Linked DNA regions of Homo sapiens: region 1 is linked to region 2. Evidence: chromatin contacts called from ENCODE Hi-C or POLR2A ChIA-PET data. All regions are on one chromosome and are shown on one strand. Each heading gives the region's core, a stretch centred on a gene start or an enhancer-like site at or near the end of the contact. The rest is flanking DNA. Distances are from core to core; before and after follow the strand shown.

Region 1 (6,063 bases), core at 766-3,265, 290 kb after region 2:
CCACATACGCATTATTTCTTGAGGTCTGTAGCTCCTGGTGAGGGGCCCCAGGTTCCCGATGGGCACCTGAGAGGCCCAGGCTCTGAGGCAGGGAGCAGTCTGCCCAAGGTCACAGTGCCCTCGATGTACCAGGATTTCTTGGAAAACGGAAGGCTGGAGGCACTGATTTCCAAGGCCCCTCCTGGGGCTCCCGGCAGCCGAGGGCAGATGCCCTGCTCTTGGAGCCAGAAACCTTGGCTAGCTGCCGCCACACTGGTGACCTCCAGCAGGCTATGCTGTTTCAGAGCCTCGGTCTCCTCCTTTGAAGAGCAGGCCCAGTGATCCTTGGCTGGTGTGCCCCATGCTTGTTGGCACCACCAGCCAGGCCTGGGCGGGAAAAGCCCTGCATGACTCATGGGCCTGACATAGAGGGGCATGGCATGGCATTGTTCTTCCTTGCCTCCAAGCCTCTCTCCCACTGCCCTCACCACCTCTACCTACCCTGCCACCACCACCCTGGGAACTTGGGTGCCAGCAAACCAAAGAGGTGAAGCTTCCAGGCCTTTGACCCCACCAGGAACGGCTACCCTCTCGCCCACTCAACAGGTTGATTGAACACCTACTATGTGCTAGGTAGGCCTTGTGCTAGGAGATGCATCAGTGCATAAAAATCCCTGCTTTCATTGGCAGGGAACAGACATAAACAAACAAGATCATGCCAGTCTTGATTATACCAAAAAGATGAAATGGGGCATTTTAATAAAGTAACTTGCGGAATAGATAAGGTGGTTGGGGAAGACCTCCTGGAGCTGAGACCTCGATGATGAGAAGGAGCTGGGGAAAGAGGCTTCTAGAAGGAGGAAAGGGCTAGTGCAAATGCTCTGAGGTTGTAATCAGCTTAGTATTTGGGGATGAGCCAAGAGGCCAGGGAAGGTGGAGGCTGGGGGTGGGTGAAGGGAATGGGGGTGATGAGGCTGCAGAGGTGCAAAGGGTTCTTCCTTCCCAGCCCCCAGCATGGTAGGCTGCGCTGAGGACTGAGGCCCGGGCTTGGCTTCCCTCCTGCTTATGATGGGAAGGTGGGGGAGCAGGGGAGTGGGGAGTGATGTGATCTGATTTATGGTTTGGAAGGATTGCTTTGGCTGCGGCAAGCAGCCGGGATTGGAGGGGCTCAGGAGGAAGGAGGGGGAGGGCGAGACTGCAGTGGTCCAGGCTGAAATGAGGTGGCTTGCTGAATGCTCAGAGCTCCTTGAGCACACAACCTAGCGTCTGTCGATTTCACCTCCTGGAGAAACCTTCCCTGACTGCTCCGCCAGACTCCTCACCCTCTCCCATCTCCAGCCCCCTCATCCCCGGAGCTATCTGGCTGCTGGTCTGCAAGCAGCTGGAGTCCCCAGCATCACCCAGCCCACAGCCTGGCCTGCAGGAGGCTTCTAGTAAAGTGGCCAATTAATCCCCGAGCCCCGTCTTCCAGGGTCATGCACACAGTCACACGCGTGCTCTTCACATGTGTCACCCTGCCCCCACACACACTCACTTGGATCTCCAGACAAGGGCTTGGAGGGTAGGATGGGCAATCTAGGGGGCAGGAGGGGCCCTGGAGTCTCCTCCATTGAGTGTGCAGGCGATGGTGGCCACAGGGTAATAACAACCTCAGCGAGACCCTGAGGTCTGCCCCTCCTTAGGAATGGCCAGGCAGGGAAGAAGGGAGCAGTGCTCGGTCCCAGCATCCCACCACTGCCGAGATGGTTCTGAGCGGGTTCCTGGGCTGAGGCCGGGGCCTGTGTTTTCCAAGATTCCTTGGAGAGCCAGCTCCATCCTCTTCCTGATTATCTGATCTTTGGGCTACAGCAGAAGGAAAGAGCAGGGCGGAAGCGAGCTCTGGAAAGTGGAAAGAGGAGGGTGTGCGAGGAGACCCAAGGCGGGATCTAGGCTTTGGAACGTTGGAGGTTTCCGGCCACAGAGGCAGGGCCTCCGGGGAGCCAAGAGGGGCGGGGAGAGACACACACAGAGAAGCAGAGGAGACCAACGGACCGGACAGAGACGAGGAGAGGAACAGGAAGAGAGAAGCTGGGAGAATCGGGAACCTGGGGGCTAGTGACCTGCACACAGGGCAGGGGCACTCGGCAGTTCCCAGAGGCCACCCCTCCCACCCCAGACATCCAGACATCTGGAACTTTGGGTGCCAAGAGTCCAGCTTAATGCAGGCAGCCTGGCTTTTGGGGGCTTTGGTGGTCCCCCAGCTCTTGGGCTTTGGCCATGGGGCTCGGGGAGCAGAGAGGGAGTGGGAGGGAGGCTGGGGAGGTGCCCAGGAGGAGGAGCGGGAGAGGGAGGCCCTGATGCTGAAGGTGAGCTCTGGAGTGTCAGGGAGCTATGGGTGGTGAACTGTGGGTCTGGGAGGGGGTATTGCAAGGTTAGGGAAATGGACAATGAGGAGCGATTGGGATAGTCTCAGAGGAGTGGGAGGGTGATGGGCTCAGAGACAGGACTCAGGCAGCAGAGAATGAGTTATGAGTTGGAAAGGGGTGAATGGGGCATCTTGGTGGCAGGCTGGGGCTCACCACCCCTCCCCTGCCCCAGCATCTGCAGGAAGCCCTAGGACTGCCTGCTGGGAGGGGGGATGAGAATCCTGCCGGAACTGTTGAGGGAAAAGAGGACTGGGAGATGGAGGAGGACCAGGGGGAGGAAGAGGAGGAGGAAGCAACGCCAACCCCATCCTCCGGCCCCAGCCCCTCTCCCACCCCTGAGGACATCGTCACTTACATCCGTGAGTAACCAGAAGCCCTCACCCCCAAACTCCTAGGCCGCCGCGGTCACTTTCGCAAAAATGAAGGGTCGGTTCACTGCCAAGTGGCCTTTCAGTTGTCCATTGCCCAGCCCAGAGCCCCCACACCCCTAGGAGCCCCAGGTCCACGGCCATGCCTCCTAAAGGCCTGGGCCACTCGACCCTACCTTCCAGGAGTCCGGGGTGCCCCCCCCACCGCCACCCCGCCCTCAGGAGCCCTAGATCCCAGTTCTCCAGGTCCTCAGGCCCCCCGCTGCATCTCCAGGCTCCCCCTCCAGCATGATCCCTGTCTGTCCGCAGTGGGCCGCCTGGCCGGCCTGGACGCAGGCCTGCACCAGCTGCACGTCCGTCTGCACGCGTTGGACACCCGCGTGGTCGAGCTGACCCAGGGGCTGCGGCAGCTGCGGAACGCGGCAGGCGACACCCGCGATGCCGTGCAAGCCCTGCAGGAGGCGCAGGGTCGCGCCGAGCGCGAGCACGGCCGCTTGGAGGGTGAGTCCGCGGCGCGCGGGGTGGAAAAAAATGAGACTATCTGGGCCAGGAATGGGACTGGTTGAGAAGGTGACCCTAGGTGTCCGGGGCGGGAGAGTTCGGGAGAGCTGCTGTGTGCTAGCGGACGGGGTTAGAGAGCTGGGAGGCTGAATGCAGGGAGCGGGTGGGCACTCCAGACCCGCGCGGACCCGACTGGGGCAGCACCACGCCCCCTACAGTCCAGCTCCCACCGCCTGGCCCCGCCCCTGGCGGACCAGACTCTCCACCTCCTGGCTCCCGCGGTTCTGACCACGCCTCCTCCCAGCCCTCCCCATGAGTTCCTGGCCCCGCCTCCCTCCACCCCCGGATGTTTTGTCCTCGCCCCCTTCCAGACTCTGAATGCATGACCCCGCCTCCTTCTCTACCCGGCCCCGCCCACAGGCTGCCTGAAGGGGCTGCGCCTGGGCCACAAGTGCTTCCTGCTCTCGCGCGACTTCGAAGCTCAGGCGGCGGCGCAGGCGCGGTGCACGGCGCGGGGCGGGAGCCTGGCGCAGCCGGCAGACCGCCAGCAGATGGAGGCGCTCACTCGGTACCTGCGCGCGGCGCTCGCTCCCTACAACTGGCCCGTGTGGCTGGGCGTGCACGATCGGCGCGCCGAGGGCCTCTACCTCTTCGAAAACGGCCAGCGCGTGTCCTTCTTCGCCTGGCATCGCTCACCCCGCCCCGAGCTCGGCGCCCAGCCCAGCGCCTCGCCGCATCCGCTCAGCCCGGACCAGCCCAACGGTGGCACGCTCGAGAACTGCGTGGCGCAGGCCTCTGACGACGGCTCCTGGTGGGACCACGACTGCCAGCGGCGTCTCTACTACGTCTGCGAGTTCCCCTTCTAGCGGGGCCGGTACCCCGCCTCCCTGCCCATCCCACCACCCGGCCTTTCCCTGCGCCGTGCCCACCCTCCTCCGGAATCTCCCTTCCCTTCCTGGCCACGAATGGCAGCGTCCTCCCCGACCCCCAGTCTGGGCGCTTCTGGGAGGGCTCTTGCGGTGCCGGCACTCCTCCTTGTTAGTGTCTTTCCTTGAAGGGGCGGGCACCAGGCTAGGTCCGGTGCCAATAAATCCTTGTGGAATCTGACTTGAGGGGCAGTGAAGGCAGTCTTGGACTTTATCTCCTGCAGGGGAAGCCGGGAAGGGCCAGACCCTGGTCTTTGGGCGCGTGTCCTGGCCTTTGGATGCCTGTTCTGCTTTTTACAGATGTCATTTGAGCCCCAGATGGAGTGATGGAGAAACACAGGTGCATATGTACACACGGTCATCTGTTCTGTGCACAGATGGCCGGAGTACACGCGTACAAACGCTGTAGACACCTTCACCTCCATCGTGCCCTCTCTCTCGGCCTTTGGGACCCAGGGCCTGCCAGTTGTCCCAGGCCTTGGTCTTGGTCCTGGTCAAAGAGATTTGGGAAACGTGAAGGGGCTAAAGGCTCTGACAAGTCCGGCAGGAAAGAGCCCGTTTAATTTGTTTAAGTGGCGTGTCCAATTTGTTTCCCCAGATGATATGGTTTCATGGACTTGTTGGGATGATATATTGAGACATGGACTTAAGGACTCACCCAACCCTGAAGCTTAGACTTCCTCCCAATTTTCCCTCCTCTGCTTCCTGCCAGTGAGGCCAGGAGCCAGTCCCTTCCCCTCTGTGAGCCTCGGGTTTTTCATCTGAACGTGGGCACAATCCCTCCTACTTTGTGCGGCTCTTGGGATGTTCAGGTGAGACCAGGACAGTGTGCATTTGGTGGTGGCTGAACTTGAGCCACACACTACCTTCCGTCCTCACCTTTTTTTTTCCTTTTTTGAGACACGGTCTTGCTCTTTCGCCCAGGCTGGAGTGCAGTGGTACAATCATGGCTTACTGCAGCCTCAATCTTCTGGGTTCAAGCAGTCCTCCCACCTTAGCCCCCCAAGTAGCTGGGACTACAGGCACGCCCCACCACACCTGGCTAATTTTTGTATTTTTTTATAGAGGTTGGTTTTCGCCACGTTGCTCAGGCTGGTCTTGAACTCCTGAGCTCAAGCAATCTGCCCTCCTGGGCCTCCCAAAGGGCTGGGAATACAGGCATGAGCCACAGTGCCTGGCTCTCCCTCACCATTTTTCATACCTTTACTCCCTGGGGGCAGTGAAGACACCCAGGAGTCCGCCAGCCGGGGCCTCAGCATAGTGGCCAGCTCTGTCTAGAGGAGAGGCTCTTTGGAAATCACCCTAGTACCTCCCCCAAGGTTGGCATCATGGGCGTGACCCTGACATCAGGGAGCCTAGGAATGGGGATGTGACCCTGTCTGTCCTTACCACTCTGCCCCTTCCCTTCCTTCAGCCATTGCACCACTGCCTAAAGGGTGACCATTGGATCCACACATGGGAGGAGCAAGCCATCACTGTCAGCTTGGATAGAGGGGAGATCACCCACCCTTCTCCCTTCAGGAGACATTTCTCAGCCCCACATCCCCAGAGGAATACAGAATAGGAGAGTGGGGGTGTGGCCTGGAGTCAGCCTTCCATCAGAAATTCTTCTCATGCTGAGCTTCAGTTTCCCCGGGGAGGGATAGGCAGCCCTAGATCTTATAGCCAACCAGAGGTCAGATTAGGCAGACAATGATGAGTATCTATTATTTCCCAGAGGGGTCTCTGCCCTGGCAGAGCTTCCATTCTGGAAAGTATTTGGGCATGGTACACCATGGCTACCCGCCCAGATTCTAGAGCCAGATGGCCCAGGTTCCAATCCTACCTCAGCCACTTATCTCCTGGGAGAACCTGAGTGAGACATAACCTTGCTACTTCTCAGTG
Region 2 (5,683 bases), core at 107-2,606:
ACAGAGGGTTCCGTTTATGTCTTCCTCTATTCCTGCCAACTGAAGTTCTCCACCTCCTCCCCGCTTCCCCTTCCGTCTGGGTGTCTGTCCCCTTCCCTCTGAATTGAGCCCTCGGGCTGGCAGCGAGGGACGCGAGGCTTCAGGTGGCCGCGGCACTGCAGGCCTGGGCCCCTCCCCAACTTAGCGGGGCTCGCGGGAGCGCAGTGGCAGTCTGCCTGGCAACCCGTGACATCACATGGAACTGACGCCGGATTGGCTGGACGCTCCCCGGAGGCGGAGAAATTTCCGGCTCGTAGGGGGTTTTGGAAAAGGAGGAGGGGGAAGATGAACAGGAAAAAAAAGCGGAGGGACTTGTTTTCCTCACACCGGGTCCCTCACGCTGCGTTACTAGCCAGGCAGTCCCCCAGCCTTAACCCTAAGTCCCCAACACCCTTTCCCTCCTTCCTCCCCACAACACCTGGTGTCCCCAAGCCCCGCCCCTCCCCAGGCCCCGCCCCCTCGGCTCCCCGCCGCGTCCAGAGCCACCCCATTCAGAAAGTCACAGGTCCCCCTGCCGGGAAGGGCGCCAACGTCCGGGCAGCCCTCCAGGGCCTTCCCAGCCTCCCACCCGCCCCCACCGGGGACGCCCACCCCCTACCCGCGTCCGGTGCCTGCCGTGCCCGCTCCGGGAAGAGTCGCGGGGAGCGGTCCCAGGAGGGGCGGCGGCCAGTCCGGGGTCCCAGATGGCCGGGGCCCCAGCTCTTTGGGTTTGCCCACGCCCGGGGCGCGAAACTCCGGAGTCCCAGAGCCGCGGCGCCCTCCCCGGAGGCGCAGGGACCTCCTCCCCCCGCCGCCGTCCTGCCTACGCTAGGAAACCGGACCCTCCCTCCCGGCTCCGGTTTCCCGAAAACTCCTGACTTGCAGATGCTAAGAATGGCTTCCTAGACCCTGTCCCTCCCCTCCCTGCTTCATGCCAGAGCTCTGGCCCGCAGCCCTTACCCCCTTGAGACCCTCAGTCTCTTCCTCTTCCTTCTCCCGGGACCCAGGCGTCCAGGCGCTCGTCCTTTCTAGGGAACCCAAGAATCTGGGACCCCAGTTGCTTCTGCTCCCAGACTCAGGGGTCCAAGCACCCAGTCCCCTCCTCCCTGAGATTCTGGAGTCCGAGCCCCAGCCCCCTCCTCCCTCAGACCCAGGTGTCCGAGCCCCAGCCCCTCCTCCCTGGGGACCTGGCTCTCAGCCATCTCCCTAGGTCCAGCTGTTATTTCTCGCCCTTTAGAACATGCGGGCGGAATGTGGGGCGGCCCTGTGGTCTGATGTCTCCCGGAGCCTTCTGGGAGTCTCAGGACTCATTAAAAGGCTCCCCTTAGGGGCCCACCTGTCCTCCCTAGGGCCTAGCGGGACGCGGCTGCGGTCAGAGGAGCAGGAGGAGGTCCCCCGACATGCCTGAGGCAAAACCAGGTGGCGCCAGGACCCCCTCCCTGTGTGGGGATGGGGCTCTTCTTTTCTGGATGGGGATTTGGGACCCCTCTGTTTGTAGGGTTGGGAGAAGGAGGAACCTTCGCTGTGTGAGGAGGAGGCTCCCTTTGCTGTGCGGGATGGGGGTTCCCGCATCAGTTTAGGGTGAGGGTCTCGACTCTGCATGGGGAAGAGGGTCCCTTCCCTTTGTGACAGGAGTTTCCTTCCTTGTATGAGATGGGGTGGGTCTCATATCTGTGTGGGGTGAGGGATCCCCTTCACTCAGCAGGGAGGGTGTTTCTTTTTCTATAAGTGATTGGGGGGGCATCTCTGGTGGAGATGGGATTCTCTGGTTGTAAATTGGGTTCCTTTTGCTTGATGGGGATGGGGGTCTGTGTGTGTAGACTGGGTTTTTTTGTTTGTTTTTGTTTTTTGGTTTTTGGTTTTTTTTTTGAGATGGAGTCTCGCTCTGCCCCCGGGGCTGGACTGCATTGGTGCGATCTCGGCTCACTACAACATCCGCCTCCTGAGTTCAAACAATTCTCCTGCCTGGGGTAGCTGGGATTACAGGCCTGCGCCACCATGCCTGGCTATTTTTGTATTTTTAATAGAGACGGGTTTCGCCATGTTGACCAGGCTGGTCTCAAACCCCCAACCTCAGGTGATCCACCCGCCTCAGCCTCCCAAAGTGCTGGGATGACAGGCATGAGCCGCCGAGCCCGGCCAGACTGGGAGGTCTTTGCATGTGACTGGATTCTCCACATCCGGGGATGGCATCCTCTGGGCAGGGTCTGGGCCACTTCTCTGAGTGAAGACTCAGAGGGAGCCAGGTGCAGGGGCTCACGCCTGTCATCCCAGCACTCTGGGATACCGAGGCAGGAGGATTGCTTGAGGCCAGGAGTTCAAGACCAGCCTGGGCAACATGGCGAGACCTTGTCTCTACAAAAAATTAAAAATCAGCCAGGTGTGGTGGTGCATGCCTGTAGTCCCAGATACTTAGGAGGCAGTTGAGGCTGCAGTGAGCTGTGATCACGTCACTGCACTCCAGCCTGGGTGACAGAGTGAGACCCCGTCTCTAAAAAACAAGCAACAGCAACAACAAAAATGGCCCAGTGCGGTGGCTCATACCTGTAGTCCCAGCACCTTGGGAGGCCAAGGTGGGTGGATCACCTGAGCCCAGCAGTTCAAGGCCAGCCTGGCCAACATGGCAAAACCCCGTCACTACAAAAAATACTAAATTAGCTGGGCTTGTGGGGGTGTGCCTGTAGTCCCAGCTACTCAGGAGTCTGAGGTGAGAGGATCACTTGAGCCCAGGAGACGGAGGTTGCAGTGAGCCCAAATCTTGCCACTGCACTCCAGCCTGGGAGACGGAGCGAGACCCTGCTGGGAAAAAACAGAAACAAAAACAAAAAATAGATTCCAAGGGACCTTCTCTGTAGGATATGGGGTGATTGTGGGTATAAAGATTAGTGGTTCCCATCTGCATGGAGTCACAGGGGAAGTCTCTGTATTAAGGATGGGGGAGCCTCATTTCTGTGGGCACTGAGGCTTCCCCGTGTAGGAATTAGCGGGGCTTCTTCATGCAGGGAATGGGGTCCTTTTTGCGGGGTTTGGGGACCTTCTTTGAATGGGGAACACTTTCTGTGGAGATGAGGCTTTCTCTCTATGAGGAACTCACCGCAGGAATCATGCACCGCTGGGCGGACCCCCTCCTGGGATGTCTGGTCCGCTGGCATCAGGCCAAGCAGGCTGTGGGGTGGGTCCAGCCCCTACTGTAGCTGCAGACCCAGCCGGCAAGGAACAGCAGGCAGGGCAGGGGAAGGATGCTGCGGTCAGCACCAGGTGTCCAGTTTCCAGCCCAGAGGGAGAGCTAATTATACCCTCGGACCCAAAAGGTCAGGGCGTGGTGGCCTGGGCGGATGGGGCAGGGCCTGCTGGGGGTAAGGGAAACCCGATCCCACAGACTCTCAGATCTGAGATAAATTTATACCTAGGGTGGGGGCCTGGACTCTTGGGTCTGAGGGAGGAGGGGCTGGGGGCCTGGACTCCTGGGTCTGAGGGAGGAGGGGCTGGGGGCCTGGACTCCTGGGTCTGAGGGAGGAGGGGCTGGGGGGTCTGGACTCCTGCGTCTGAGGGAGGGGCATGGGTGTGCAGACCGCATGCTCAACTATGACTGTCCCCTACCTTACAGCGGCCAAAAAGGCCCCCAAAGGCAAAGATGCCCCCAAAGGAGCCCCCAAGGAGGCTCCCCCTAAGGAGGCTCCTGCAGAGGCCCCCAAAGGTGAGGAGGTGCTCCCTCGGGCTCAACCGACCTGGCTTCTCATCTCCATCCTCCTCGCTACGCCTCTCCAGGCCTTTCCCCAGCCTCTATCCTTGAATCTGTCCCCGCACAGCCCCAGGGCTGACCCACGCCTCCCGTGCTCCCAGCCCTCCCGGGGCTCCCTGGCACCCGCAGGCAGAGCCCAGCCCCTCGGCTGGCATCGGCTCCGGTCAGCTGGCTGATTGATCACCAGGTCCGGCCCCGGTCTCTCTAAACCTCTCCCGCCCCAAAGGCACATTCAGTGCCCTCCAGTCCACAGATGAGGAAACCGAGGCCCAAAGGGGTGAGGGAGCCTGGCCAAGGTCACACAGCCACGAGGGTGACAGGTGGCCTTTCCCAGGTCAGGAAAAGCCATTTAACCCCCATGATGTTTGGTTTCTGAGTAGAGGGGCCCTCACTGTCTCTAAGTCCTTTCCCCAAAGCGGCCCACTGTCCCCTCCCCAGCCTATCTCAGACCTCCTCATCCTAATCCTGTCCCCTGAACAGAAGCCCCACCCGAGGACCAGTCCCCGACTGCAGAGGAGCCCACCGGCGTTTTCCTGAAGAAGCCGGACTCCGTCTCAGTGGAGACTGGTGAGGGGAACCCGGGGGAGGAGGGGCTGCGGCCCGGACTCCTGGGTCTGAGGGAGGAGGGGCCAGGGTCTCGTTCTGTCTCCCTCTGGAGAGCCTTATGTTCCTTCCTGGGCCTCCTCCCACTCTACCCTGTCACTCACCCCATGTAGGGAAGGACGCAGTGGTCGTGGCCAAGGTGAACGGGAAGGAGCTCCCAGACAAACCGACCATCAAGTGGTTCAAGGGGAAGTGGCTGGAGCTGGGCAGCAAGAGTGGCGCCCGCTTCTCCTTCAAGGAGTCCCACAACTCCGCCAGCAATGTGAGGACCCCGTGGGCCAGAGGGCTGGTGGAGGGGAGTGGAGCTTGTGCAGGACATGCTCCTCAGAAGCCCTGTTGCCTGAGGCATCAATGTGGGCCTGGAGCCGGGATGGAGAGTGGGCCCTCTGAGGATGGAGGTTGTGCGGGGCTGCTGGGGAGAGGTTGTGTGAAGCAGAGGGAGGATGCCTGGGGTTGGGTGGGGATGCATTAGGGCTTGGTCATGTACATTCCTGGCAAGGCCTGAGGGGGCCAGGGACCTGGGCCCCAGAAGTCCTGATGGGTCAGATATGAGGAGACAGAGCTGGCCACCAGGTGCTGAGACCCCTCTCGGTCTCCATTGGCCCCCCTGTGGGGTGGGGGTGAGGACGTGGAGATAGAGCTATGAGTGGACTCTGAGGAATATGGGGTGGCTCTAGAGGGTGGTCCCGTGCACCCACACCCCCGGCCCTGGACCCAGGTGTACACCGTGGAGCTGCACATTGGGAAGGTGGTACTGGGGGACCGTGGGTATTACCGCCTCGAGGTCAAAGCCAAGGACACCTGTGACAGCTGTGGCTTCAACATCGATGTGGAGGGTATGCTGGTGGGGGATGCGGGAGCAAAGGGTTCTATGTCTGGGTGGGGTGGACAGATGTACCAGCCAGGTGTTGGGAGAGTGCACAGGCATGGGCATGAGGTGGGCACAGGTTTTTGGAGGAGGGAGTGCAGATTCTGGGGTCAGAGTATTCAAACTCAAGGAGACATAGCATGGGAGGAGGTCTGGATTTCGGGGGTGAAAGTGTACAGGGTCTTGGGATGCACATGCAAAGGCTTAGGAGGTGAGTTATGCACATTCCACGTTTAAGAAAGTAGGCAAAACGGCTTGGGAAGTGAGGGTGTCCAGGTTTAGAGAAGAAGGATGTAGGGGTTTAGAGTGAGGGTGTACAGGATTAACAGGAGGTTACACGGATTTGAGGGCACATATATGGGCCCCTGAGGGTGTATGGGCTCTGGGGGTCTGCAGCCCAGAATGTGTGAGGGCTTAAATGTGGGGTGCACAGGAAATGAGATTGTCCAGGC

The links. Hi-C counts contacts between places; a loop is a spot of excess contacts on that map. ChIA-PET counts read pairs that join two places held with the same protein, here RNA polymerase II (POLR2A). Pooled maps may share reads with other maps.
Region 1: a loop to region 2 is called in a pooled map, with 5 times the contacts of the local background. The contact joins the promoter of CLEC11A here to the promoter of MYBPC2 in region 2. A Hi-C loop is called at or near these places in 5 of 50 pooled maps. POLR2A ChIA-PET finds 5 or more read pairs at or near these places in 2 of 52 experiments (A673 and activated naive CD8-positive, alpha-beta T cell).

What each region holds. Positions count from the first base shown.
Region 1 is chr19:50,721,349-50,727,411 of GRCh38, forward strand. It overlaps CLEC11A (C-type lectin domain containing 11A), which reads left to right and starts at 2,016. Exons shown (of 4, transcript NM_002975.3): 1 at 2,016-2,324; 2 at 2,557-2,743; 3 at 3,062-3,253; 4 at 3,674-4,360. The coding sequence starts at 2,178. The coding sequence ends at 4,119. RefSeq lists silencers at 3,365-3,484, 3,525-3,584.
Region 2 is chr19:50,431,536-50,437,218 of GRCh38, forward strand. MYBPC2 (myosin binding protein C2) reads left to right here and starts at 1,357. Exons shown (of 28, transcript NM_004533.4): 1 at 1,357-1,437; 2 at 3,626-3,715; 3 at 4,241-4,327; 4 at 4,477-4,625; 5 at 5,082-5,199. The coding sequence starts at 1,419. RefSeq lists silencers at 474-563, 594-813 and enhancers at 1,163-1,921, 2,736-3,236.